Regions from separate parts of the Mus musculus genome. Here region 2 is linked to region 1. The links are chromatin loops, found by intact Hi-C in ENCODE. Cell type or tissue: heart. All regions are shown on one strand.

What was found. A loop is a pair of places that touch in the nucleus more often than their neighbours do. Peaks named below come from ENCODE experiments on the same cell type or tissue, not always from the same donor. Only the 100,000 strongest peaks of a DNase experiment are listed, where the experiment ranks them.
Region 2: a loop joins it to region 1, with 4 times the contacts of the local background. A loop is called at or near these places in 2 of 42 quality-filtered maps.

Annotation. Positions count from the first base shown.
Region 1 is chr6:116,979,460-116,981,959 of GRCm38, reverse strand. No RefSeq gene overlaps it. Among named protein-coding and RNA genes, the nearest start is that of 2810048H02Rik, 170 kb to the left of the region's middle. In heart, no CTCF peak of the experiment used is centred here; a DNase peak (open chromatin) is centred at 1,419; H3K4me3 peaks cover 703 bases; H3K27ac peaks cover 792 bases.
Region 2 is chr6:117,136,454-117,138,953 of GRCm38, reverse strand. No RefSeq gene overlaps it. Among named protein-coding and RNA genes, the nearest start is that of 2810048H02Rik, 15 kb to the left of the region's middle. In heart, no CTCF peak of the experiment used is centred here; a DNase peak (open chromatin) is centred at 973.

The DNA.
Region 1 (2,500 bases):
AACTTCCTGCCCCGGGTTGAGAGACCACTGACAGTCCATAATGATGCATTATGAGTCTTGAAAGTAAGTAGTTGCCAGCCTGGGTTGCTCTATCCATCAATGTCATCTGTTAAGATTGACAAAGAAACAAACGCAGTTCCAGACAAGGAAAAACTGCAGAAGATGCTTAAAGGAACATTATACACAGAGGAAGGAGAAAGGCAAACCTCAATTGTGAGGATCCAAGGAAGAATCCATCTCATGAGAGGAGAAAACTAAGGAAGGGCAGCTAGGAAGGACGCCAACAGATCTAACAGTGGTAAACAAGAAAGACCCCCATACTGTCAATAAAACAAGCAAACAAAAAACAACAAAGCAAAATAAAACAGAACAACAACAACAACAAAAAATAACCCAAACAAGCAAACAGCATCCTAGCCAAGCAGTAAAGCAATCAACAAAATTGCAAGCACTAAAGAACTTTTAAAATAACAACACAAAATGTAAATGGTCTTGTTTACCAAGAAAGAGACACACACTAGTTAATTGGATTAAAATTCAAGGTGTGTGTGTGTGTGTGTGTGTGTGTGTGTGTGTGTGTGTGTGTGTTCACAACCATCTGTGACTTCAGTTCCAGGGGATCCTGATACCTTCTGGCCTCTGTGGTTAGGCACCAGGCATGCATATGCAGGGGTATTCATATGGTGCACAGACAGACATGCAGAAAGAAATTCGTACACATTAAAAATGAAATATTTTTAAAGAATTGAGGTGGATGAGAGAATGAATGACTCAGGTATGCTAAAATTTCCAGGAAATAAACCGGGCCAAAAAAAAAAAAAGCTATCAGACTAGGTCAGCAACAGACAAAGATCTGTATTTTCAGCAGCAAAATAAAATAGGAAACTTTGCAAAATCGAATAGAAGAGAAAGCCCAGAGGCCACCTTCAGGAATTCATGCAGTTTGTAGCACTCTCCCTCTCATCAAAAGGAGTACATAGCCAGCATGTAGCCTGGCTTGAGAAGTGGCTTCAGAAAACCAGCGCTGGCTGTACTTCCGGTAGCTGCTTTAAAGAGGAGAAAGGGAGGGAAGAGGGGACAGAAGTTGCAGCAGCACAGGGTGGCAGACACTCGAAATAACCTTCTCTTTGGCACTCAACTGGATCTGTGTCAAGAAGCCATTAAAACAAACAAACCAAAAAAGGACAAGCTGAGTCAGCTGCTTTGCCACCCCAAACACACCCTGAACGACACACCAGGGAAACCCAGAGGAAATGTCAGGCTGTAAGCTGAAACCTGGCCAGAAGGATACTTCTAGACTGTGGGGGAAGACATTTGAATCAGCGCCAGAGGCTTCAGGGGACACAGGCTGTCCTTTTCAAGAAGGGGGTGGGGTGGGGTGGTGGTGTCCCTAGAACCGCATCCTCGGGGGTTTGAGCGGCTTTTGCAACCTGACTCCTGCAGGAACTTCAGTGGGTCTGGCCAGCGTTTGGAACCAGGCCCTTCAATGGGACCTGCATCTGCCACTCAAACGTGCAGGACTGTCTGGGGTGTGACTGGCAGCTGGGAGCCCAGGAAGGAAAACTGGGGAGGCAAGCCTGGAGCAAGAGAGCAGGCAAGAGACAGGGCAGGCTCTGCGTCTTCATCAACCGCAGACCCTTGCTCTGTTCTCATTCTGCCTTATTTTTTCTTTTTCTCTTCCAACCGTAAATTAAAGCAATCTTTTTATTTTTTCTTTGTGGTAGACTTTCCAGAGAACACAAGCTGGCCTGGTTGGCGATCTCCTTGCCTGAGCCTTCCGGGCTGGGGTTATTTTGGATTACCTAATTGATTTCTTCGCTTCTCTTCATTCTACCTTTAGGCAGACTGCCTTTCTCCTTCCTTTATCCCTATTGGTCTCCTTCCATTGGTTTTCATTCCTCTCCTTTTTCTTTATCATCCCACTAACCGCTGGTTTTCCCATTTCCACTCAGATCAGCATCTTAGCGTGATACTGTTGGGACTCCTGTGTTTCATACAGTGACTGAGTCCAAGAGAATTGTTGGGGGTGGTTCTTACTGTTATTGCTATTGTTATTGTTGTTCCTATTGCTGTTATTGTTATTGCTACTGTTACTGCTATACTATTATTATTGTCATTGTTATTATTGTTATTGGTGGTGGTGGTAGTAAGAAAAGGGATACCTCAATTCTACTAATTCTAGTCCAATTAGGGCATTGCAAATACTTCCATTGAAAAAAATGAAGATAAAAGAAAAATATAATTAATGATCTAGTTCCCACATCTGCAGGACCCAAAGCAAAAATAAATAAATAGATTTATAACCAAGACAACCAGACTCCCCAAACTTACAAATCCCAAAGTAATAGATGCCAAGGATTGGATTAAATGAATTCCAAGTGAAAGAATTAAAAACTATCAAAAGCTTCATTCTTCTTTATGTATGAGATAGATAAACAACACTTCAAAAGACAGACTTAAGCAACTGGTGCTAAGAAAACTAGAATCCACATGGAAGAAT
Region 2 (2,500 bases), 160 kb before region 1:
GTGTAGCTCTCTCCTACTAGAAGGAGGGTCTTAAGACTTAGATAATAAATAGAGGTTACAAGGTGCAGGAAGTTCCTGAAACTTACAGGACTCATAAGGGTTCTCCACAAGGTCTTAAATCAGCACACAACTACTGAGCAGAGAATGGTTGTTGAAGTTGCCAGCAAGATATGAAAGGAGCTACTGGGATCCAGTTTCTGTGAGTTGTGGTGCAGCTACTTTTGAGCAAGTTATTGATTCACTAAGATAGAGATTTGGGTAGAAACATTTCTTTATTCTCTCATCGATGTCCTATCTAGAGTGAGCACACATTTATTTATATTTTGTAAAAAGTCACACAACACAACAGTGGCTCACACAGGGAAGTCCTGAAAAAGGGCCCTGCATCTCCATTGTCTGAGGAGCTTGGTTCTCACACCAGCTCACCCATAGTATTCATCAATTTATTAAAATTAACATTTGCTAGGTACTAACTCACCTGTGGTATTTATCTACTTATTAAAATGGTTTAACTGAATCATTTTATTAGCTTCTCTGTCACTTGGAGATATCTGCCCAGGTAAGTGATATTTAAACCCTGTTTAAGTAATAGGTTCTCCCTGTGAGAACTTGTTATTAACCAGATTTTGGGTTATTTGGTTGACCTATGACCACATTTCTCGGGTGAGTTAAAACAAACGTATTCGTGTGAAATTTATCTTTGTTTGTGTGTTCCCCTTTACCTACCCCAACCCCATGCAAGGGCAGAGATAGCTTTGCTTCCTGAGCTGACAAACGAAGCCAGTTCCTCAGTCTTGAATGCACAGAAAGAGATGCACTCTCAGCCAGATATGTGATCCCAAGCTACTGGCCCTCCTTCCTGGAAAGATGACCTATGTAAACTAGTTCACAGGGCCTGCTCTTGTTTGGAGAGGCACATCTGCATGGAGCTGAGCTTGCCAAGAAACCTCAAGCTGCTCAGCCAGTCTCCTGAGCATGGCAACATTCCCATTTCTCATGCTGGAAAGAGCTTCGGAAAATAGGAACAGGGACTAAGCTGTGCTTCAGCCCGGGCTTATATCCTCCAACATGAGAGGAGCCAGCTGGGGGTGGGGCTGTCATGGTTGGAATGGAACCTCAGCAGAAACCAAATCCTAGGTATTGGGGTTGCTAGGGTCAGCCATGGTCAGTATGCCAGTGTTGTGTGTAGCACCCAGGGCTTGTAGCTCACTGGACCAGGGCTAGGAATAATGGCTCCAGAGTGGAAGTAAAAACTTCTCGTTTTTAAATCAGGGCATATGGTAGAACAGTTTTATTTAAGGGAGATTATGGTTCTTGGGATGTGTCTAGATAAGGATTTTACTCTTGCCTAAGGGAAGTGAACATGCCTGTTGCTGAAGGACAAGTCAGCCCCATCTCCTCCCTCCAGGCCCTGGGGAGGGTGGAATCCAAGCACCATGGAGATGACCCTTCCACTGAATGAGTTTGTCCAGTCTGCACTGAGAGTCAAGCACAGCTTGTTTGCTTTTGACACCATAATCTACGGCCCTGTAATTCTGGAGGCCAGGAGTGGAAACTGAGGTACGGGCAGGGCCGATTCTTCCCAAGGGCACAAGGAAGAAGTGTTCCAGAGCCATCTCCATCTATATCTTCTCAGGCATTGCCTTTAGCCTCTGTGCAAATACTCCCAAGTTCAAAATTCTCCTTCTTGTAAGGACCTGCTCTAGTCCAGCATCACCTCATGTTAAGCAATTTCCTTTGCACAATGCTGTTTCCAAATAAGGTGCTTTACCGAGGTTCTAGCGATTAGGAGGACAGTTCATCTTAGGTTGGCCACAAGTCCTCTTATACAATTCCTTATATTAGGGGTGGGCTACTGAGACCTGAAGGAAAAATGTAGTAGGTGAAGAACATTTCACCATTGATACCACCGAGGCCCAACTACACCAACTGCAACGGCAAAAGCTGTTGATTGATTCTAGCCAGATTCTTGGTCATTTGAAGTTACCATTGTAATGAGTTGACCTCTTAGTGACAACCTTCCCAGAAAAGAGTTCCACAAAGGCACAGTGATTTTTTTGAGGATCAGAAGAGAAGGTGATACATTGAAATCAGACAGAGCTACACACATGTTGGGAGGGAGACTAAACTGAGCCTATATAACAAGCCAGGAAACAGAGACTAGCAGAAAAGTTTTTCAAAACCGGTGGTCTTAGCCACTCAAAGGCCCATGGGGCTGCACAGGTAGGGAAAGGGGAAATCAGCAGAAATGAATTCGGGGAAGGAGCCTATTCCTCTGGACCTCAGGGACTGTAGATGCAATATTAAGATTAAAGGGAGCAAGTGGAGGGATTAGAACTCTGTGCCTAACTTGTTCTTCCTTACATTTGAAGAGGACAACTCTTAAAGTTGGTGACACATGATGAACAAGTTGGTGCACAAAGCCCTTCCTAGGCCTCAAACTTAATGGCTTTGTCGTGGCCCCATGCTCAGCACAGGGGAATGCCATCTGTCACCTTCT